3 separate regions of the Mus musculus genome follow, and regions 1 and 3 are each linked to region 2. Evidence: chromatin loops called from intact Hi-C (ENCODE). Cell type or tissue: heart. All regions are shown on one strand. Region 1 holds the start of Tff2 (trefoil factor 2 (spasmolytic protein 1)). Region 2 overlaps Wdr4 (WD repeat domain 4). Region 3 overlaps Pde9a (phosphodiesterase 9A).

Evidence for each region. Peaks named below come from ENCODE experiments on the same cell type or tissue, not always from the same donor. Only the 100,000 strongest peaks of a DNase experiment are listed, where the experiment ranks them.
Region 1: a loop joins it to region 2, with 5 times the contacts of the local background. A loop is called at or near these places in 6 of 42 quality-filtered maps.
Region 3: it touches region 2 in a loop (2.3-fold over the local background); 5 of 42 quality-filtered maps call a loop at or near these places.

Annotation. Positions count from the first base shown.
Region 1 is chr17:31,138,930-31,146,929 of GRCm38, reverse strand. It overlaps Tff2 (trefoil factor 2 (spasmolytic protein 1)), which reads left to right and starts at 2,648. Exons shown (of 4, transcript NM_009363.3): 1 at 2,648-2,760; 2 at 3,667-3,816; 3 at 4,582-4,728; 4 at 5,708-5,868. The coding sequence starts at 2,682. The coding sequence ends at 5,721. In heart, no CTCF peak of the experiment used is centred here; no DNase peak of the experiment used is centred here; H3K27me3 peaks cover 520 bases.
Region 2 is chr17:31,489,067-31,497,066 of GRCm38, reverse strand. It overlaps Wdr4 (WD repeat domain 4), which reads left to right. Exons shown (of 11, transcript NM_021322.2): 11 at 139-2,745. The coding sequence ends at 329. Among named protein-coding and RNA genes, the nearest start is that of Wdr4, 19 kb to the left of the region's middle. In heart, a CTCF peak has its summit at 4,380 (motif pointing right); a DNase peak (open chromatin) is centred at 4,386.
Region 3 is chr17:31,437,773-31,445,772 of GRCm38, reverse strand. It overlaps Pde9a (phosphodiesterase 9A), which reads right to left. Exons shown (of 19, transcript NM_008804.4): 5 at 2,553-2,607; 6 at 1,865-1,935. Among named protein-coding and RNA genes, the nearest start is that of Gm9902, 6.7 kb to the right of the region's middle. In heart, no CTCF peak of the experiment used is centred here; DNase peaks (open chromatin) are centred at 132 and 3,012; H3K27ac peaks cover 2,619 bases.

The DNA.
Region 1 (8,000 bases), 350 kb after region 2:
ATATCCGATTTGTCTGGCCTTCAGGTCAAGGCAGTGAAGGATTTGACTAAGAACTCAAGGAACTCACATTTATGGTCTGCGGCTTCGTTTTCTTCCTTCTCCCACCCAGCTACCCTGGTTCTGGGCCTGGTTCTTGTTTCTCTACTCTGCCTTCTTTCCCTCTTCTGGATTCCTGTCATTTGACAGGGCTTTAGAGTCCCCTACAGGAGAGGGTGGTCTGGACCGTTTTTTTCTGTGTGCTCCGAGAAAGACTGGCTAGTACCTGAGGAATTCCAGTTTGCCTGAATAGATAAACACCATCTCCCCCAAGGTGTGCAGGGAGACTGGGGTGGGGCTGGAGGTGGGAGTGGAGAGAAGACATGAGAAAAATCACACCACGAAGTCACGGCTGGTCTGAGAGCATGCGCAGAAGCAGCAGCGCGAGGCTTGCACATGCAAGCCCTGGAGGAGGCAGCGGGGTGCTCCTGGTGTTGTAGTGGGGGGGGTGGTGATGTGAGCCCCCTGGAAGTCGGGCTGGAGGAGAAGAGGCACAGACAAGGAGAGCTGAGCTGCTGTGGAGTCGAGGGTTAGGATTTAAGGAAGCAGCTGCTGTGGTAGCCACAGAGAAAGTGCTAGAAGCGAGAGTGTACTGAACGGGAAAGAAGCCCGTGTTTTGTCCGTGGAGAGTTCAGGTTCTGAGAGAGAGAGAGAGAGAGAGAGAGAGAGAGAGAGAGAGAGAGAGAGAGAAGGGGAAGTTCCTAGAGTCCAGGAGAAGATACAGAAGATACAGAGCCCGGCAGCCATCAGTCTGCATGTGACCTGCCTGGGGTTCAGAAGCCGTTTATGCCTGTACCAAGATTTGGGCCAATGACCTTGGGACTGAGTCCTTGTCATCAGAGACGGGTCAGTGGACCCCAGTGAGGCAGGTGCAATAGACGTGGCACAGTGCAGAGTCTGTATCCACAGCACCCATAAGTTTTCCTATAAAGTGGAAACTGTAGCTGTGGGGTTCTCCTGAGCCTCTGTGATTGGCCCACAGCCTGGTCCCACAGATATGGCTGTCTATTGTTGTGCAGTACCCTTGACTTTATATGGAATGGGGCGGGGGTGCAGTGCTCATAATATGGATAGCCTGTTCATCAGGACACAGGCTTGTACAGGGGGAAGGGATAATGCTCAAAGGAAAGATAAATGTCTCTTCAGGGGACAGGTGGCTTTGGCGGAACCCCTGATGGGGCAGGGGAACTTGGGTTGGGATGTGGGCCAGAGAGGAGGGAGGAATGAGGATGTTCAAGAAAATGGGTTCTTGGCAAGTCTTATCATCTTGATGGCTGTCCTAGTTGACTGCCCCTTGCTATGATAACCAAAAGGAACCTGGATAGAAAAGCAATTATTTATCCAATACATCCCTATCAGTCAGTCATTGAGGGAAGTCAGACAGGACCACCAAGCAGGAACCTGGAGGCAGGAACCAGGAGGCAGGAACTGAAGCAGAGACCATGGAGAAATGCTGCTTACTGGCTTCCCCCCACCCACCCCCCATGGCTTACTCAGTCTGCTTTCCATCTCTTGCCAGATGACCCTGGCTTGTGTCAAGTTGACACCAAAACAGCACAGCAACAACAACAACAAAGATACGTAATAAACACAGAGATAAAGAACCGCTGGGATGTGCCACAGAGAAATAGAGCCCTGCTGGGTTTGCAAGGATCCAGGTGAGGTTTTGAGGATTTAGGTCTGCTCTTTAGAGCCTGGGATGGGGCCAAGGCTTTTAAATTCTGTATCCGAGTCATGGACTCTGTAGCCTATCTCCCACAGCTGGGCAGACTCCTTCAGCCCCAAAGGACACACACACACACACACACACACAGTCCCTCTCCTTCTCTCCTCTGACATTTCTGTTCTGAGTTGTCCTGATCCCCTGGGTTCTGTCCTCGGTGTCCATTTTACAAATCCCCTCTCCGGGGCATTTCATGGGTGGGCATCTCAGTCCTAGGCACTGTGTGAGGGAAGTGAAGTATCCCCACGGGGCAAAGAGTGTCCAGCTTCAGGGATGAAGAAAGCTGCCTGCCCCATGACGGCTCCCTTAGGCCCTGGCGGCTGGTCTCTGTGTACAACAGTCCTTGGGGCTGGCAGGGAGCCAGGTGAAGTAGGGTGTGCCTTGCATCAGGAATGCAGACTGGGTCCCCTGGAGATGCTCCCCCTCCCCTGGGAGGCTCCTGGATATAATGACCTTCTCTCTCTGTGCTCTTTGTTTCTCCATAGCGTCATTCACTTCAAATATTTAAAAAACAAAACAAAACAAACAAACAAGAAACAAAAAAAGAAAACAAACAAAAAACAAAACCTAAGAAGTCTCTACAGTAGGCACAAACCTTACCCAGAGTAACACCACGAGGCTAATCCCTTCCTGGGTGTGACCCTGTGGGTGCCCTATTCCAGTTGCATACGTGGCCCATTCCCCTTTCAGTAACCTGGCACGACCCAGCCTGACCCAGCCCATGTCCGGAGGGGTTTTTCCCACCTCCTCTGGGCCTCCACTTGGAGCCATGTCAGCTTTTCTGCACAAAGAACCTAGGAGGCTTGGGGCCACGAGTAAGGGACAGTTATCAGGGCCATTGAGCAAACAAACAGGAGCCAATAAAATGCCAGCTGGTGGGAACTGGGCATTCTGCAGGCTGCCCAGGTCCAGTGGAGCAGACATGCGACCTCGAGGTGCCCCCCTGCTGGCAGTGGTCCTGGTTTTGGGACTGCATGCTCTGGTAGAGGGCGAGAAACCTTGTAAGTAAAAGTCCGTGGAGACCCAGCAGGTGAAAGGTAGGATCTGAGCCCCCTTGAGTGATGGGCTGTAGTTCATCTAGGACCTGGACTAGGTGGGTTTTTTCTCTATGTTCCCTCAAAGGACAAAGGCAGGGTGACAGATTGCAAGGAGCTAGACAGCACCCTGCTGTCTGGGTGCTGCTGTGGGAAGCTCACCCAGAATCTCTTATTCAGAAGGGCTATGTCTACAGGTGTCAGCCTGGTTAGGAGGACAGGAGGGCCTGCTGTCTTGGGCCTATCTTGTGACCTTGACTTCTGCATAGGTTCATAGAGTCACCCTCTTTACAGAAGGTTTGTGTCGCCTTCTTCCTTCCCTTCCCTTCTCTCTCTTTACCTCTTCCTTCCTTCCTTCCTTCCTTCCTTTCTTTCTTTCTTTCTTTCTTTCTTTCTTTCTTTCTTTCTTTCTTTCTTTCTTTTCTTCCTTCCTTCCTTTCTTTCTTCCTCTCTTCTTTCTTTCTTTCTTTCTTTCTTTCTTTCTTCCTCTCTTTCTTTCTTTCTTTCTTTCTTTCTTTCTTTCTTTCTTTCTTCCTCTCTTTCTTTCTTTCTTTCTTTCTTTCTTTCTTTCTTTCTTTCCTTCTTTCCTTCCTTCCTTCTTTCTTTGTTTCTTTCTTCCTTCCTTCCTTCCTTCCTTCCTTCCCTCTTTCTTTGTTTCTTTCTTTCTTTCTTTCACAAATGAAATGGTTTCAATAAAAGCCTCCCCTGGTTTCCCCAGGAGGAAGCCAGATAGCTTTAACATGGGCAAAATAAGACCTCATGTCACCCCTTGGGCAATGAGATTCTGCAAGTGTCCTAAGCTCCCAGGGCAGGTTGGAAGAAGCATCTAGCATGCTGGGCAGGGATGACCATGATGGCTCGCTCTATCCACAGCCCCCTGTCGGTGCTCCAGGCTGACACCCCACAACAGAAAGAACTGTGGCTTCCCGGGCATCACCAGTGAGCAGTGCTTTGATCTTGGATGCTGCTTTGACTCTAGCGTCGCTGGGGTCCCTTGGTGTTTCCACCCACTTCCAAACCAAGGTAAACTTTGGAGAGCCAGGTCCTTCTGCCAGCTGTCGGCTTAGGACCTGGCCCTGGGCAAGGTCTACAGCAGGTGCTTGGAAGCCTAGCTGAGCTAGAGCTAGCCCAGGTTAACACGAAGGAAGCCTTAAATGCCTCTTCTATACCCTTACCCCCTCCCCGATCCCCATCCCATACCCTAAATCTACCATTGGCCTGTACATAAAAATGTAACTTCCAAAGCAGCTTGGGAAGGGGGCGTGGAGGCATCAGATATGATGGGTTTCAAGCCAGGGCAAACTGTGAATACAGTACGCACAAGAATGCCAGCTGTGTGTGAGTTCACCGCAGGCATGGGCTTTGCCACTGGGGCACTCGTGGTAGGGAATATCCTCCCAAATGACCAGCATGCTCTGAAGAAAAACCAGGTAGGTTAGTGGCTGCGTCCAGGGTCCCTTTCGATATCAATGTCTTCAAGCTTCTGGGCGTGGTACAGTGGGCTGCTCTTATTTCACAGAGCTCAATGCTGAGTCCAGAGAAGGTAACGTGGTTTTCCCGAGGCCCCAGTTCTGCAAAAGTTCTGTGATCACCTCCCAACATTAGTGCCCTCCTGTGGGGAGGACAACCAGTCCTTGGGCATTACTCTCCTGAGAGACGCCACCCCCAAGGAGCTCCTTGGGACACTCAGAGCCTGCAAATTCAGTGTCCCTAAGAAGGCAGACCTTGTAGCCCTCAGTGAGTGTCCAGCCTGACAAAGCCTTGGATGTTGCTCTTCCTCACAACCAGAATCGGAGCAGTGTGTCATGGAAGTGTCAGCTCGCAAGAATTGTGGGTACCCGGGCATCAGTCCCGAGGACTGTGCCAGTCGAAACTGCTGCTTTTCCAACCTGATCTTTGAAGTGCCCTGGTGTTTCTTCCCACAGTCTGTGGAAGGTAATGGTTGTCGGTGGGGCCTGCCTGGAACCTGGCAAGAGCCATTCCCACCCACACTCACCTGCTGAGGGTCCCTCCTGTGTGTGTGTGTGTCTGTGTCTGAGTGTGTACCTGTGTGTCTATATCCGTATGTGTACCTGTATGTGTACATGACTACTGTTCCTGTGTACCTGTGTGTATGTATCTGTATGTATACCTCTGTGTGTGCGTACTCTGTGTATCGTATCTCTGTGTGTGTGCGCCTCCGTGTGTGTACACCTCTGAGTGTGTATGTATTTGTATGTGTACTTGTACATGTGCGTGTGTACTGTGTGTACTTGTGTGTATGTACCAGTGTGTGCCTCTGTGTGTGTATGTGCGTGCCTGCATGTGGAGGTACTCTGCAGAGTTTGGGTGCTTCCCTTAGTCCTTCTCCCCCATAGTTTTTGAGACAGGGTCTCTCACTGAATGCAGAGTTTACCGATTGGCTAGGCTGGCTGGCTAGTGAGCTCTGCTCCAACCTGTTCCCCAAACTAGTGGGGTTTTTGTTTTGTTTGTTTTGTTTTTGTTTTGTTTGCTTGTTTTCTGGAGCTGAGGACTGAACCCAGGGCCTTGTGCTTGCTAGGCAAGCACTCTACCACGGAGCTAAATCCTGAACCCCAGCACTAGTGTTAAAGATATGCCCACAACACCTGTCTTTTTATGTAGGATCTGGGGATCTGAACTCGGACCCTCGGGCTTGTACAACAGGTGCTTTACTCATTGAGCCACACCCTCCCCTGCCTTGGCCTGCTCTCAGGGGTTTGTTCTATGGCCACCCACACTGGTCAGCAGGCTCCCTTGGGGAATCTCTAACGGTTTGGGGAGAACAGGCCCCATCGTTCCTGTCCCACTCTGTCCTTGTTCAGAACCTGTCTATGATGGGGCAGCCACACTTCTGAGCGCAGGCACTCATGCCTCCTTGGCGTCCTGACCAACCACCTTGCTTTTGCATCTCCAGATTGTCACTACTGAGAGTTGCTACTGCCGAGCCACCCGTTCCCTGGGAGCTGCAAGCCAGAAGAAAGTTTCAACCAGACTTCATCAATCTCTGGGGTTTCTAAAACCATCTTGACCCTTAGCAGTGGCTAGACACAGCATTTTCCAAGTAAAGAAAAGTTGAAAAACCTGGCAATTTTTATTTTGGTTTCCTTGAGGCAGATGTACAATGGCGGTGTGTACACACCGATCGTACGCGAATGTGTGCGTGTTTTCGGGAGTGTGTTTGTGTGTGTGTGTGTGTGCACCTAGGTGTGAATACATGGAGTGTACACAGGTATATACACAGGTATGCGAATGCATGCATGTGCATGTGTGTGTGTAAGTATGTGAATATGTGCGCGTGTATGAACACATCAGAGTGCACATGTGCATATATAAGCAACAGTGCATATAGCACTCTTCCATCCCTCTGAGAGCCTCAAGCCACTAGTTACTTCTGGGCCACTCCAGCAACAACAGTGTTCTGCCTATGTGAACTTCAGAATCTACCATCTCTATGAGACCACACACTCAGTTCTCTTTAGAGAGCACAATGGACTCCGACCTCAGACCCTATAGGATAACGCATGACTGCTGATCACAGTTCCTCAGGTCTTTCTGGTTTATCAACTGCCCTGCAGGCTACCCACTTGTGATGTGGGTCCCTGGCCACTGGTTGCCTTCTCTTCTTGATGTGAACAGGAACAGTGGGGATCTGGGCCTTGGGAAGTCACCCTGAACTGTGGTTTTTGACCTGAGAGCATCTTTAGTAACATTCGAATGGAAGTTACTGAAAGGAAGCTTCATTTTAATGAGGTAGTTCTGGGTAAGGAGGCCCCAGCAGGGGCCATTCTTCATTGCATTGTCTAAGACAGTGGTTCTCGGCCTGTGGGTGGTGGCCCTGTTGACAAACCTATAAGTCCAAACATAGTTACATTAGGATTCATAACAGTAGCAATGAACTAATTTTATGGTTGGGGTCACCACAACATGAGGGACTATACTAAAGGATCCCAACATTAAGAATGTTGAGAATCACCAGTCCGAGGACCATTAATGTCTCCAGTTAGAGGCCAGGAGGGTGTGGTGATGGTGTAAGGCTGGCTTCTGATAAATTTCTCATCTCTTTTCCTTTCCCCAGCCTAAGCTGACTGGTTAGCCTTGCCCAGTGATCCACTCCTGCTGCCGGGGTGGGGGTGGGGATGGGGAATGGGGGTGGGTAGGGGGTGGAGGGAGGTGGGAGGGTAAGGGGTTGGGGGAACCCCGAGTTCCAGGACTAGGGCTTGGCCCGCGGGTTTGCTCCACTCCTACCTCGCTTCCTTCTTAAACTCTTTGGTGAAGTTTGCTCCATTTTCTGAGCCAGTTATACTCAGCTGCATGGTCATCCAACAACAGTGCTACGGCTTGTTTTCCTATGAGAAAACACCGACCAAAAACAGCCCAGAAGGGAACGATTTCCTTGGCTTACACTTCCCTATCATAGGCCGCCGTGACGGGAAGTCGGGACAGGAACTCAGAACAGAAACCCGAGACAGGAGCCAATGCTGAGGCCACGAAGGGTGCTGCTTATGCGATTGTTCCTCCTGGGTTGCTCAGCCTGCTTTCTTATATGCCCCATGACCATCTCCTAGGGATGCGGCAGCACCGATACTGAGCCTCCACATCAAGAAAATGCTCCACAGGCCAACCCGATAGAGACATCTGGTCAGGTGTGGATTCATTTCCAGAATGGCCCTGGCCTGTGTGGAGCAGACCAAATACAACACAGCTGTCTTCATCGCTCTGGGCTCTGCTTGTTAGTCCCAGGCTTGGAGCCTGCTTAGGCTCCGGGATACTCTAACTCTTGCTTGCCCCACACTGACCTAGCCAACCGTGTGGCATCCCCTGCCTTCCCCGGAGGGCCACTAACAGTCTCTTGATTCAATCAGAAACACACCTTTCTTTTCCCTTTAGCCTCACTTCCTCATCTCGTCTCCTTCCCATCTCTTCCCTCGGTGGCTTCCACCTTCTCTACCTGTTCTTCTATGCCATTTGCCATCATAGGCACCCATCGTGAGTGCCACCGTCCGAGGACACGAGAGGTGGAAAAGGCAGGGCCTGGTGGGAGGGTCTTGCAGCCCACAATCTGATAAGAAGCAGATGAACAAGGGGTTTGGGACACCCCTCCACCCACACATTCACCCGCCCTGGCTCTTTGAGTCTCAGACTTGCCCCATGTCTCCCTGGTCACACCCCCTCCTGCCCTTCAGTATTGTGAACTGTCACCAATTTTC
Region 2 (8,000 bases):
ACACAGAGAAACCCTGTCTCGAAAAAACAAAAAAAAACAAAAAAACAAAAAAATTCCCAAGGCCATCCAGTGAGAGGAGGTAGTGCTGGGCCATGTTCCAAGTCACTCACCTGGCATCTCTTCTTGTCCTTGTCATAGGTTCTGTTGGTACAGATGACAGCTTCCGCAGCCTGTACAAGGCCACCTTTGACAACATGACCTCTTACCTGAAGAAAAAGGAAGAGAGACTGCAGCAGCAGCTGAAGAAGAAGCGGCAAAGGAGCCCCTTCCCAGGGTCCCCGGAACAGACCAAAAAGGCGTGCCCGGGCCAGTCAGCCCTTAGTTGCTGACCTTGGACATGGCCACAGCTCTCATTCCTGAGGCCCTGTGGGCAGCTCTCTCCCTCCTCCTCCCTGGTTCATCCCTAGGGAGGGAGATCACGGCAGCTCAGTCCCTACCACTAGCTCAACAGTCCCTGATCTCCAGAGTCTGCCTTTGTCACTGAGAACAGGCTCCTGCCGGGTTGCAGGGAAGGCAGGTGGTGTTAGCTTAGCTAAGAGTCTAGAGCTGTGTGGAAGCACCTTCACATTGAAGGATACACTGGCCCACAGCACCACGCATGTCTGTCGGGGCCCACAGTGTCGTCCCTGGGGAGCTCTAGGGAGACCTGCAGGACAGGACCTGCCTTCACATCATTGCCGGGGGCTCTCCAGGTGGAGCTCTGTATGGCTCTGTAGCTGCTTGCTGTTTTGAGGCAGATTCAGTTGGTGCTGTTCGCACTCCTGGGCTGGGCTGAGCAGACTGAGCAAGCTTTGGGGCTCTGAGGGTGTGACCTTGCCAGGCCAGCCTTGTTTTACAGGGAATGATGGTGACCTCGTGGTTCTGTTGCTCTGAACTCTGCATACACTGCAGAACAGAAGGAAATGAACAGAAATCACAGCATCAATAAAGACAAACTTTGCATAGCTTTCTGGAATGTTCAGCAGCAGCCTCCATAGCTGATCTTAAGACATTCAATGTGTGTATGCTCTTCAAATGACATGGCTCTTGGTGGTTAGAGAGGGGTGTTGTCCAGCTCTGTCTATTCTCGTGCTATTTCCCAGACGAGCTGCAGCAGAGACCGTCTTGGGTTGGGGAGATGAGACCCGAGTTTAGGTACCACCCAAACATACAGAACAAAGGAAGGCCATAGCCTAGCATAACTGTAACCCTAATACTGGAGCTGCAGACTGAGGCAGCCTAGCCTAAACAGTGACATTTTGGGCTCTGTGAGATCCTGTCTCAAGATGAACAGTCGAGGAAGATGCCCAGTGTCATCGTCTGGCCTCCACACGCAGTAGAAATAGTCTTGTGGCCACAAGCAGCTATCAGTCGAATGGGTGGTGTTCACGGAGCAGGGTGCTCACCTCTGTCTAGGAGCTAATGTCACGTGTTCTGGATGCTGGGATGTGTGGTCGGTCCCTGGAGACATGGATGTGCCAACTGGGCTGTGGGCTGGGTCCTAACTAGTCGGAGATAAATGAGAGAAGTCTGAGGGCCCAGGAATACAGCTTTGCTGAGCCAGTGCTGCATTCGCTCAGTCCTCTGGTCATGCGTAGCCTGCGAGCCAGGTAGAGCCCATGCTTGCAAAGCACCAGTCCTCACAGGGCCGTCATGGCCGGATGGTCAGTGCAAGGAGCTGAGAGACTCGAGGGGTATCTGAAGTCCCTGGTGTCTGCCTTGTAGGCTCTGAGACAGCCACACAGACAGTGATGGGGAGTCCTTGTGTCAAAGGAGAGATGGTGGCCTTCATGGTGGGGTTATTCCTAAGGTCCTGGTGAGTCACAGAGCCAAACAGCATAGTGAGCAGCAGGCAGGCCCACCCCAACAATCCCAGTCCTGTCTCCACTTTTCTCAAGCCCCAGTGTTCATGATTGTCCTATGCCACAGTGACATCTGTGCATGTCCCAGGGTCCACTTACTTGTGTGAGTGTAGCCAGTGGAAGCACTAAGGGTGGGGTAGAGGAGGGTGTTGGGCCTCCATGTCCTACCATCTGGCTCTGGCTTTCCTGGCCCTGGGGCCTGCAGTGGCTCCTGGTCCCTTAGGCATAGCTTCGGAGCCTGTTAATTGGTCCCACTTTCAGGGGCCTTAATGCCTGTAGGTTGGGTACATAGCATTATGCTTACAGGACCCTGCTAGCTAGTAGGCTAGTCCACATGCCTACACTTCATGTGGTTCCAGAAATTTCTTCCATATTAGGGTGTGTGGAGTCCCATTTTTATTGGGACTACACTTTTATTTAAGGGGATTTGTGTCTTACCTGGTTTTAGGCCAGTCTGACCTGGGCAGTTCATGCTATGATTTCAGCTTGTGTCAGGATGCCTCCACCTCCAGCAGCAGCTCCCCACTTCCACTGGGATGCCCAGTTGCCAGGGTCGTTCCCAAAAGGCTGCCCACCAGTCTCTGATAAGACACCAAGGCAATTTATATGAGAGAGATTGACTGGCCTTGCAGTTCCAGAGGGTTGGGGGCCATGCTGGTGGAAGGGAGGCTGGAGCCCCAGTTGAGAGCTCCCATCTTCCACAAGCAGGAGGCAGGCCGGACACACTGGCAATGACACATCAACAAGGCCCTAAGTCCTAATCCTTCTAAACATCTCCAACACTGGGGACCGTTCCCATCCAGATCAGTGCACACAGCTCTCTCCTTTGTCAGTTTAGTTAGTTTGGCCCCTGTACTCCCCTAAACCCCCTGCCTCATTAAACTTGTATCTTCATTCCTCATTACCACGTTGTCTCTGTGTCTTGCTTTGAGAGAGATTCCTTGCGCTCTGCCCCACCTCTCACTGATTCAATCCATCTGGTGGTGGTCAAAGTTTTGTCTCAGTATGATGGGAGGTCGTGTGGCACACAGCTGAAGTGCATACAAAATGACATGCTACAGTGTCACCACTTGTATTCACATGTGAAGGTGCCCTCGGGAACAGGGCATTTGTTGCTGGGACTCCACACTCCCCTGTACTCGCCTACCAACACTGGTGGGCAGACTGGCCTCTGCCTACGCTCCTGAGCTCGGGTGCTTTTGCTGATCTCTGAGATGTACACATTGCATGTGGCTTAAGTGGTCCAGCTATGAAGATACTAGTTTGCTCTACCCACAGGCACTGGATGGTTTAAAAGTGTTGGCCCGCTGTTGTGAGCATTTGAGTTCCACAGGGAAGCATTTCTGTAGGGTACAGAGGTATCCCTCAATGTCTGTAGGAGATTCTAGCACTTCCAGGATAGCAAGACCCCATCTTCTGCAGATATGCAAGTCCCTTGAATAAGTGGATATTGTAGTAGACTTTCCACGTGCCCTCTCCAACCCCCTGGACTCCATTTGGTGCAGTGTGAGAATTCTCCCTCCAATCCTAGATCTTGAAGATTTTCTCAAAATTTTCCAAAACGCTCCTGGTTTTGTTTCACCTTTTTTGTTTGTTTTTCCTTTTTTTCTTTCTTTCTTTCTCCCCCCCCCCCCCCCCCCGAGACAGGGTTTCTCTGTATAGCCCTGGCTGTCCTGGAACTCACTTTGTAGACCAGGCTGGCCTCGAACTTAGAAATCTGCCTGCCTCTTGTTTGTTTTTCAAGACAGGATTTCTCTGTATAACAAACCAGGCTAGCCTCAAACCCCCAAAGATCTGCCTCCCAAGGCTAGAATTAAAACCATCTGCATCACCACACCTGGCTTTTATTCCAGTTTTAAGTTCACAGTCTACTCTGATCAGATGTGTAGCTCTGAGCTCCTGTCTTGACAGCCCATTTAATTGCTTCTGTTCGTGTACTGGCTAGTTTTGTGTCAACTTGACACAGCTGGAGTTATCACAGAGAAAGGAGCTTCAGTTGAGGAAATGCCTCCATGAGATCCAACTGTAAGGCATTTTCTCAATTAGTGTTCAAGGGGGAGAGGCCCCTTGTGGGTGGAACCATCTCTGAGCTGGTTGTCTTGGTTCTATAAGAGCAAGCCAGGGGAAGCAAACCAGTAAAGAACATCCCTCCATGGCCTCTGCATCAGCTCCTGCTTCCTGACCTGCTTGAGTTCCAGTCCTGACTTCCTTGGTGATGAACAGCAGTATGGGAGTGTAAGCCGAATAAACCATTTCCTCCCCAACTTGCTTCTTGGTCATGGTGTTTGTGCAGGAATAGAAGCCCTGACTAAGACAGTTCGTTTCTTGGATACAGTTCCAGATTGTGAGTTTACAGTCTTTTTCCTTCCCCTAGGCTTTACTGCCTTGCTTCTGGCCTGCTATGTACTGTCAGCTCTCAGAGTCTCATCCCTCAGCTCCTTAGCACCCTCCCTGCTTTGCTTTGTTATCCTGGAGATGGACCCCACCCCACAAAGGTTTTCTTCTTTGCTTGCAGCCACGGAGCTCAGATCTGCCACTAGAGGGAGCAAGAGTCACACCAAGGATGACGGGGCTCTGGCTTCTAAGTGCTGCCTTTTCTGGGCTTCTGTCTGCTTGCCTGCAGTGACTGCCAGAGCTCTTAGTTGAAGGGATTCCAATGTGGGTCTTGGTTGTCAGCTCTTTGACAGTCCCACCATCCCATGTGACATGGCCACTTCCAGCACACAGGATGCTCAGGGTCCTCAGCATCTAGGCTCAGGACTTCTTTGTGCCTGTCACCTACCCTGTGATGGTGGGTATACACTGAGAATAGGGTGTCCTGCTGCTTTGTTTGTTTTTCGAGACAGGGTTTCTCTGTGTAACTCTGGCTGTCCTGGAACTCATTTTGTAGACCAGGCTGGCCTCGAACTCAGAGATCCGCCTATCTCGGCCTCTCAAGCTGGATTAAAGGTGTGTACTACCACTGCCTGGCTTGAAGCTTTTCCTTGATCATTTGTTTTCTGTGGTTTAATCTCTGTGTGTATGGTGTGTGTGTGTGTGTGTGTGTGTGTGTGTGTGTGTGTCTATTTGGGGTTTCCTGATTATTGTTGAAGGTAACATTTTTGTCAAGCATGGGACATCCCCAGCTCCTATCTATTTCTGTAGCTCTGACTCTGGCTGAGTTTGCCAGTGTGGCTGGCTTGCTTTGGTGACTTCCAAGCCTCTGCTCCTGGCTTACCTTCAGGTTTCCTTTTCTGCTGTGCCTCAGGTTGGGTAGATTTCAGTTGACTGGCCTGCCCTTGTGGCATCTAAAACACCGCTGCTCAAGGTGAAGGCTTTCTGTCTTTCAGTTTTGACCTAAGCCTTCCATTTCTCCAGCAATCGTAATGTAAAGCTTTAAATTCATCGTGTGCACTGGGATGTGCGAGGACTTCCGCTTGTTCCATCATCTGTGTCATCTCTACATCTTTTCCTGGGGATTGGTTGTGAGGGAGAGGGAGAAAGGGGAGAGACAGGGAGGGAGTATGTGTGTATTTGTGGGTGTACATACCTTAAAAGTTTCTGATTGTTTCTGTGTATGTGTGTGAGTGTGTTCCATTGTGTGATGGAGCTTTCTAGAGACATGCTTCTCCAAAATGGAGAGGTTTTGTGTAGCAATTTCCTGAAGATAAAACATTCTGTCTTAGAGGAAGCTTGCTTACAACACCAGATGTTCTCTCTCTCTCTCTCTCCATGTGTATGTGTGTTTCTGTGTATCTATATATGTGTATGTGTGTGTTTCTGTGTGTCTATTTGTGTGTGTATGTATGTGTTTTTGTGTGTTATATGTGAGTGTTTCTGTGTGTTTATATATATATATATGTGTGTGTGTGTGTGTGTGTGTGTGTGTGTGTATGGGTACTTCTGTGTGTCTCTATTTAGGTGTGTGTGTGTTTGCAGGGATACTCCTTAAGGAAGTAAGCAATGTTTCAGGAAGTCCCTGAAACTGACCAGATATACTAGGCCTCTACCTTTCCCAGCATATAACTTATAAGGACTAACTGTGCAGTGGTGGCGCACACCTTTAATCCCAGCACTTAAGAGGCAGAAGCAGCTTGATCTCTAAGTATGAGGGTAGCCTGGTCTACAGAATGAGCCAGAGCTGCACAGAAAAACCCTGTCTTGAGCCCTGCCCCTCAAAGATTTATAACCTATAAGGGCTGCTGACAGACATGGTCAGACAACCTGAGCTTACCAGAAGAGGCTCAGGCCAGAGAAATCTCTTGGAAGAAACAGGCATCAGTAAAGATGCCTGCATAGGCTCAGATCTCCTAAACTGACCACAGGAGACAGTCTCCACCCTGACAAGCTGCTTGCAGGCTGTGCAGCACACTGCAGATTTCAAGACTCACCCATGCTGGATGTGGGCTTCGGTGATGCAGCTGTCTTTGAGTCATTTCTGCTCCTGCAGTAACCCCAATCAAACTCACCGGCTCACCATGATGGCTTTGGTGGTGTCCTTCCTTACTTTGGGTTGCTGTTGGTACCCCTTCTGGGGTGCAGAGCCATCCGTTCACATTTCCCAGGAACAGTCTCACAACAGGGGTCAGTAACAATCTTGGGTGTTGGTCTTCTGTGTTGTTTGACTCAGGGTGTCTTGGTTCAAGGTTGCTTTCTGTGCTTGAGCTGGCTCTTGAGTTTCCAGAGTGTCTGTCACCAATCTTCCCAGTAGAGGCAGGCTGGGGTTACACACGTGTGCACTGCTGTACGTGGCTCACACCTGGCTTCTGGGGACTCAAACTTAGATAGCTAGGCTGGCCCAGCTGGCACTTCATCCACAGAGCCTCCCAGCCTCTAAGTACGTTCTTTTAATACAGATACTTTCAGTCACACTGTCAGATTTGCCCATGGTTCCTCAGGATGACGTTATGAGAGCTAGCTCTCTCCATTCACTCTTGCTTTAACGTGGCTAGCTGGCAAGCATGGAACAGGAAGGAGGGCCGGGCGGAGAGATGGTCTCCCGTGAAAGCCACGGGACACGAGCTTGTTTTCTTACCTGCGAAATGAAAGCTGAGTAGCTCTCGGCGACTAGCTGTTAGCTTGTCCATTTTTGAAACAGACAATTACAAAACTAAGACTTTGACATGTCCCCAGAAGCTGTAGCTACCGAAGGAACACATCTCTGGATGCCATCAGGCTTGGGCACATATCAGAAGTCTGAGGCTGCATCTGCCCCAGACCAAAAGGCTGGCATCTTGATGCAGAGGGCCAACAGCCCTGATATACATGAATAATGAATAGAACTCGGAGGGCTGGAGAGTTGGCTCGGTGGTTAAGAGCACTTGTAGTCCTTTGAAAGGACCTGGGTTCAGTTCCCAGCACCCATGTGGTGGCTTATAACCATCTGTAAGTCCAGTTCCAGCTGATGTAGCATCCTTCTCAGACCTCAGCAAGTACCAAGCATTCACACTGTACATAGACAGACATGCCGTACACAGGCATACACGCAAAGCAAAACATCCATACATGTAAAATTTAAAGAAGATAGGGCTGGCGAGATGACTCAGCAGTTAAGAGCATTGACTGCTCTTCCAAAGGTCCTGAGTTCAAATCCCAGCAACCACATGGTGGCTCACAACCACCCATAATGAGATCGGACACCCTCTTCTGGTGTGTCTGAAGACAGCTACAGTGTACTAATGAATAATAATAAATGAATCTTTAAAAAAAAGAAAATTTAAAGAAGATGACAATGAAGATGGAGGAGGGGGAAAGGAGGAAGAGGAGGGGGAGGAAGGAGAGGAGGGAGAGGAAGAGAGGGATTTGGAGGAGGAGGGGGAGAGCGAGGGGAGGAGGGAGAGGAGTATCTGCTTTCACTCTGTCTACTTCCCCAATTTCATCTTAGGTGTGCCACCCCCCACCCCACCCCCACCCCCCGTGGCTAGCTGAGGGTCAAATCCACATCTGCTCTCTTCCCATCTGGTCATATCTTCTGGCTAGGGTCACCCTACTTCAGTTTCCCCTTTCCCATATTGAAACCTGCCTGTGTTCCCGTACTCCCTGGCCCCCCGCCCAAGTTGCCGGCTGTGTACATAACATAATGCTATCTGATATGCAAAGGACCTGGACCATAAATGCCAGCCACCGTGTGACTGAATGCTCTCAGAACCATATTAAACAGCCAGAGCTCGGGAGAAATTA
Region 3 (8,000 bases), 51 kb after region 2:
CAGTTCAGTATGGAAATTCTGGATTGTTTGCGTACCCTGGTACCTCTGTCTTCTGGCATCAGCTCTGGCTGCGGTCCACACTGGTGTTTAAGTCTTGGTGTCGGTCCAGGGCACGAGTACAAAGAGTAGATGGAGCAGGGATGCCCTGTGTCCCCACCACAACATACCAGGAAGGAAGTGAATAGCTCCAGGCAGGATAGGAGGCAAGGGCCAGGCTGTTCCATGGTTATGAAATCACCTTTGACCCTCCAGTAATCCCAGACTCCTTAAAAGCTAAACATTTACACAGAACGGGGGGAAAAAGTGCTGACAGTCACAGAGGAGAAACGTGTATTTGGTTTAAGGTCAAAGAGCAAGCAGGAAATTCCGTTCACTACAAGGTCAGTGTGGTGTGGGGGTTTACAGCTGGATGTCCCTAACCCTGAGACACAGATAACAGTTAATGACACCCAGATGGGCCTGCGTGTGCACACATGCTTTCCAGTGTGTCTATCCATGTCTTTGTGTATATGTTTGTGCCTGGTTGTGTGTCTATATGGAACAGTGACTCAAGGTGTCTTCCTGGCAGCCTGCCCAGCCACCCAGGGCCAGGATCCTGAGACTACCACTTGATTTAAACAAAAGATCCTTGGCAGATATTAGGTAAAGAACTTGCAATGGGAACATCCTTGATTCAAATGGCAGTGTCCTTACAAGAAACAGACAGGGCATGGACGACAGGATCAGGCGGCAGCCATACTAGCTAGGGAGTGGGAAGGACTAACGGAAGTCAGGTTAGAACGGACTCTCCCTCAGATCCCAGAGGAACCAGCCTTGCTGACACTTCCCAAGCTGGAGCGGTCAGCTTCCAGCACGTTGGAGTGGGCACTGCTGTGACTTACACATGCCTCCTGTGTGCCGTCCTTTGCTGGAGCGGTCACTAACTTTTCTGTGGCTCCTCACCATCCCCAGGTGGGACAAGATAGTCTTGAGGACCCAAAGACCAGCTGACTTGGGGAAAGCCAATGCATGCTGAGAGGTACACACAGGACGGTGGGAAACGTGTACCAGCTTATTCCGAAGAGCCAGGTCTTGTATGATAGAATTTTTTTTTTTTTAATGAGAAGCAATTAAAAAAAATCCCCCCACAAAAAAGCAGCATTTTGTCTTATGAACAGAGTCAGTCACATATGTTTCAGGGGTGCTGGTCTCCTGTTTAAATTTTGTTTACTCAGCCCAAGCTAACAAATCAGGTGCCCAGTTATCACCAGACTGAGCCTGACAGTGACAGAGAACCTGGCTGTGAAGCCGAGGGTGCAACACGGGCTCCATGGGCCTGTGGAGCAGAAGCATCGATCCTTCATCGATCCTGTCACGGCGGATGAGGTGACTTGAAGCTATTTCCCTCCCCAAACCTGGCTGGCTCTTTGGAAATGGAATGGAAACTGGACTTGACTCTCTCTTGCTTGTAGTGGTCAGAAACTGGGACCAAAATGTCACCTCTTCCACACTCTGCAGAAGCAAGCTGCACAGCCGTGTGAAGAGAAGAGAAGACCCCCGCCCCTCCCCCCCTCCTGCCTCATGGAGAGAGGAACAAGAGCTACAGCCCTGGCAGAGCTTCTACCGGGCCAGACAGAGGCCGTTGGGGTTTATGGGTTGTGTTCGGTGCACAAAGCTTCATACAAGCGGTGCTTTAACAGAAACGTGTGCTGAGATCTGCCCTTGGCCAGCCTCTGTCAAATCAGAGTGGCACACAGAAAGCTCGCATTTGCCTTCAGCAACGAACTGCTCACTGTTCTAAGTGGCTGATTCCAACAGAGGTTAAAAGACAACATAAGCAGAAAGGAAAAACAACAACAACAACAACAATAACAACTCCACTCACATTCCACCCGTTTCTCCAGCACGGCCAGGTGATTTGCAACTTCGGCTTTCAGCTCGTTGATCTTAAACGCTCTGGGGGCAAAAAGCAGGGAAAAAAGATAAAACACAAGACCCAGACCAGCAAATGTTTATAGGTCCCTGCCTGGGGTGAGGTCTCCAGGGAGCCTGGGGAGGGGACCAAGACAGCAGGAGGTGCTTTTAAAGAACGAATAATGTCTGGTGTTATTACTACTCTGTCCTGGGCTCTCAGAGTAGACTTAAGCTGGGTTGACCCATGCCTATGCCCTGCCCTGCCCAGTAAGGGCAGCTGTGGGGTGCGATGCCCCATGGTGGTTCAATCATTTGGTTCTAAGTGACAAGAACATACCATACAGAAGTCACTTTGGGAAACTGACAACGGAATTCTAGGGTGTTGGCAAACTAAAGGGAAGCCATCCACTCACATGACAGCATCTCAGTGGGAAACACCCCTTGGTAGAAGGGTGTTTTGTAGATAGCTCTGAGCCTTAGAAGAATGAAGGGGGATGTATTCGCCACCTCCAGAACTCATGTTCTACAAGCGGCCATTGGACAGGGTTTTGGGGATATGGTGAAGGTTTGCTAGGCTGGCTACAGAAACTACAGAGGGCTGACTGGCTAAGGGCCAGCTCCCGTGAGTCTGGAAAGGATGTACAGAGAGCATACGGTACCTGGAAAATTGTTCCGCCACCTGGGCCAGCACGCCCTGGATAAGTTCTTCTCGTTCTACAAACCGAAGAAGAGAAACCAATTGAGGCTGGCAGGACAGCCGTGGAGACAGGCAGGTGGCTAAGGGTACTACTATCCCTGTGTGAGCCACAGGTGCTACTGTGGAAGGATGTTTGGGCTGTCCATCACAGGTAGCAGGGCCTCCCTGGGTACCGGTTTCTCCTCTTCTCTGCTGCCTGCTTGTCCTGGTCCATGGCCAGTGGCCCCAGGGCTGATGTTCTCCAGACACTGCTACAGCTAGATAAGGCAGGCAGGCTTCGGGGGCTCTAAATATGGGCAGCGTTCTCACGGTGCTCGTTTTATGGGGACTATTAGCATGGCAGAGTGGGGTCAATGCGCCAGTGAGTGAAAACATGGTGTTCTCAGGATGGGCCTGCAGAGAGGAAGCGGGCTGGGTGGAGCAGGCCTGGCCTCTTCTGGCTAGCCCTGTAAAACTGGGCTGGGTGGTTGGTTTTACAAGGTTCAGGTCCCAGGCTGATCATAACTTGTCTCTTTCCTATTTCCTGACCAGCCCAGTTCTGGGACTTGCAGACGGTCATGACATCACCCTTTGAAGTGATTCTATCTGTGCTCTTGGGAAGGGGAGACCTTCGTGTCCCAGCTAAGCATTTGTTCATGGCCCCCAAACTCAGAGACTCTAGAAAGGAATTCATAGACTCTTCTTTGTTGGCCTGACGCTTAACTCTCACCAGCAACCAAAACGGAGCAAACCAACTTGTAGGAGTCTGGTCTCTCCTTTTGCTATGTGGATTTTGGCAACCAAACTCAGGTCTCTAGGCTTGTTGGCAAGTGCCTTTAACTACCAAGCCATCTTGTGGCCTCAGGATTTGTTAAATTAAATAAGATGTGTGTGCATTGTAGACTCATATTCTACTATTGATAATAAATCCAGCTCAGCACACCTTTAAATCCCAGGGAGAGTGGGGCAGGAGTTAGCAGGCCAGGTGGGTGAGAAGAGCAAGTTTAAGGTTAGCTTTAACTGCATAACAAGATCCTGTCTAAAATGGAAAGGAGAGGGAAAAACTAAATAATTATTTTAAATAATTATTTTAAAATGTTCATGTCTAGAGGCAGAGGCAGGAGGATCTACCCATGATAAGCCAGCCAGGATGACATAGCAAGACCTTGACTCTAAAAACAAAACAAAACAAAACAAAAACCAACAGAAGAAGTTAACATCTGTTATTAGACTTAAAAAGCGGTTTTTAGGGGCTAAAGAAATCTTTCGGAGGTTAGGAACACTTGCTGTTCCCGCAGAGGACCAGGGTCTGATTCTTAGCACCACACAGAGGCCCACAGTCAACCAGCTACACAAACCTCCAGTCCCAGGGGATCGCATGCCCCTTCTGATCTCCACAGGTATGAGGCAGGTACACAGTACAGAGACAAGCACATACACATTAAACAAACCTTAAAAGCTTCATTCAAATGATCTTTGAAAAGTAACATAGAAAGCTTCCATTTTTTTCAAACATGTTGGGAGGGAAACTTCCAGAACACTAACAATAGTTATCTTTTGTTTATGAGATTCCATTTTGCTATTTTTGATGTCTCAGAGAACCCTTATTTTCTACCACGAACGTATATATTAATTTTACAATGAGAAAGAAGTGTTTTCCCCCTCACATCTTGGTCACCTTCAGTCTAAGGAACAGAACATGATCGGCACCAGAAGTCTCCTTGGGCTCCCTTAGTCGCCGCCCCTCCCCAGGCCACCTCTGTCCTGATCTAAGCAGATGCCGGCTCATGGGCTTCACGGGAATGCAGGGGTGCCGTGCATGTCCTCCCGTGTCTAACTGCTGTCTTAGTCTACTGCGGAGACTGGGTTGCATCGGTGCCCCATAGCAAGAACCTGCCATGAAGGTACATCGATCGTCACCAGGCTCATGACCCTAAAAACTCCAAAATTAGCAAGTCCGGTCATCAGCCGTGAGAATACCATTTCAAGCAGCACAGGGCTAGGCGACACTGTGCTGGCACATGCAGATGGCATGGAGTCCCTTAAGGAAGTTCTGCGGTTGGGGCTGGATGGTATAGCCTGCTATGTGAACCCCGGAAGATGCTTCCGTGTGCGGACACCACACTCCATCTCCGTGCGTCTTCAACAACAAGCTGTTGTAACACCCCCTCCTATGGACATTCAACATGACAGGAGCACTGGCCTGGTCTGATCTATTTCCGGGCGCTTTGTGTTCCCTTCCTACCTTGCTTTTGGCAGGATTTGCTAAGTAGTCCAGGCTGGCCTCTGACTTGGGCTATCTTTATACTGCAGCCTCCCATATGATAGGAGCACGGGTTTCAGCCATTATGCCTCCCCTTCCCCCCCCTTTCCTCCCCTCCCCTCCTCTCCCCTCCCCTCTCCCCTCCCCTCCCTTCCTCTTCTACCCTCCCTTCCTCTCTACCCTTTCCTATCTTCTCCCCTCCCTTCTTCCCTTTCTCTCCTCTCCTCTCCTCTCCTCTCCTCTCCTCTCCTCTCCTCTCCTCTCCTCTCCTCTCCTCTCCTCTCCTCTCCTCTCCTCTCCTCTCCTCCCCTCCCCTCCCCTCCCCTCCCCTCCCCTCCCCTCCTCTCCTTTCCCTTTTTTCCTTCCTAAAATATATTTGCTAGTGTTTATTCACTGGACACAATAAAAACAAAAAACCAAAAACCCAAATCAATCAATCAGTGGTTCTCAACTTCTGGGTCACTAACGACCCTTTCACAGGGGTCGCCTAAGATCACAGTAGTGAAATTACAGCTGGGAAGCAGCAAAGGGATAATTCTATAGTTGGAGGTCACAACATCGTGAAGAATTGTATTGTAGGGTCTCAGCATTAGGAAGGTTGAACCTCTGGCCTAGATCAACCTGTTAAGCCTTCTCTATTTTACTGTGTATAGGCTGGTCTTCTGGTGTCTCGTGACCTTACACTCCCTGTGGGTTCACTTTGAATGCAGGTTCAGTCACCCCAACCCAGCTTCCGGTTGTCTGCCTCCCATCTACCCAGGTGTCAACCCAGATGTCTGCCTTAAACCACTTCCTCCAGCTGACCACCGCCCTCTGGGCAGCTAGATACAGCCTACCTGACTCACCTGCTGCCCCACACCTGGCACACAATGTGCAGCCCTATGCTATGGTAACCATTTCGCCAACACTGGGACCTTTCAGAACTCATGTCTGCTTGCTTTAAATCACCAATTATAATTCCCCAGGAGGAACCCCATGCAGTAATTCTCAGGACACAATAAAGGCATTCACCTACAGGTCACAATAAAGGCATTCACCTACAGGTCACAATAATGGCATTCACCTACAGGTCAAAATAAAGGCACTCACCTACAGGTCACAATAAAGGCACTCACCTACAGGTCACAATAAAGGCACTCACCTACAGGTCACCTTCTGTCTTTGTTCTTATGCTGCTGGCTTCTCTGTATGGCCTACAGTCACCTGTCTATCATAAATAATGGCATCTTTGCCTCAAGCTTGTGTCTCCTAATCATCCAAAAGGGTGCTCCCTACCTAAGACCCAGAACATTTCAAGCGAGTGGGTGTAGATAACCCATGGCCACCTGACTTCACATCCTGTAAGAAGAAAAGTCGTGGCTCAGCTGTTAAGAGCACCGACTGTGGGCTGGTGAGATGGCTCAGTGGTTAAGAGCACCGACTGTTCTTCCGAAGGTCCTGAGTTCAAATCCCAGCAACCACATGGTGGCTCACAACCATCTGTAACAAGATCTGACGCCCTCTTCTGGAGTGTCTGAAGACAGCTACAGTGTATTCACATATAATAAAATAAAAATAAATCTTAAAAAAAAAAAAAAAAAAGAGCACCGACTGCTCTTCCAGTGGTCCTGAGTTCAATTCCCAGTAACCACATGGTGTCTCACAACCATCTGTAATGGGATCCATATGCCCTCATCTGGTGTGTCTGAAGGCAGCTACAGTCTACTCATATACATGAAATAAATAAATAAAATCTTTAAAAGGAAAAAAAAAAAGGCAGGGCGGTGATGGCATACGCCTTTAATCCCAGCACTTGGGAGGCAGAAGCAGGAGGATTTCTGAGTTCGAGGCCAGCCTGGTGTACAGAGTGAGTTCCAGGACAGCCAGGGCTATACAGAGAAACCTTGTCTCGAAAAGACAAAAAAGGAAAAAAAAGCACACAGGTCAGAAAGGAAGAAATAAGCCAGCAGCCCCTGACTGCTGATGCCACGACTCTTTACACAGAACATTCCAAGGATTCTACAAAATGCAACACACACCTCTTCTGGAGCCAACAAGTGAATTTAACAAGGTCATGAGATACACACACAATACTAATAATATGCAAACGATTATATTAAAATTTCAATTGCATTGATAGTTACTCAGAAAAGCTTGAAGACTCAGGCACAAACATAACAAAACATGCAGAATTTATATGCCCCAAGCTCCAAATGTCACTGGAAAAGATACATAAGTAAATAACAACTGGTGTTAATGACCTAGTAAATTTGACACAGCAAAGATGTCAATCCTCCTTAATCCAGTATTGCAGGCTTAAGTTTCTTCCTGTCCCAAAAAAAAAAAAAAAAAAAAAAAACCATGCAGCAAGCTCTTTTGTGGAAATAGATTATTTCACAGGCAAAAAACTCATGCAAAATGTGTTGTCCATGGCTGTAAACCATAACACACAGGGACACAACCTGCAGAGTGTGGAGGAAGTCAGGGACTTCCTAGACGTGACGTCCAAATACACAGGGGAAATCACTAAGCCACTTGATCAAAATTAATTGAAGAATAGTGTTAGGGGGATGAAAAGACAGCCTGAAACCATGCTTCAGGCAGCCACATGCTCAGGGGTAGTTTGCCAACACAAAACAGATTCCGTGTTTTGGTGTATGTGTGTGTGAGTGTGTGAGAGTGTCTGTGTGTGTGAATGTGTGTGTGTGTGTGTATGAGTGTGTGTGTGTGTGTGTATAGACCAGGTCCTGGTCTACAGAACAAGTTCCAGGAAAGTCAGGGCTACATGCAGAGAAACCCTGTCTTGAAAAGTCAAAATAAGTGAAGAAACAAATACATAAAATAAAAATGAAATAAGTAAAAAATAAGTCACGCCCCCCCCCCCCCCCCAAAGGAGAGCAGAAGACAAATCTACAGCTCGGGTGGAGTATTTGCAAGTGGAGTATCGGACCATGATTTGAATACAGTGTGTGGGAAAAGCCATCAGGACTCCACAGCAGAAGACAGCTCAATTTGGAAACAGGCTGTGTGCAGACAGGTGTGAGCATGAGACCTAGGCAGCATCCACAGTCGCTAGAAAGGCAAATCCGAATGCTTATCCCGCGATCAAAAAGGCTGACCATACCCAGGGCCAGGGAGGACTAACCTGGGTCACTCATATCCTGTTGGTGTCATGGGGATTCTGTGGAG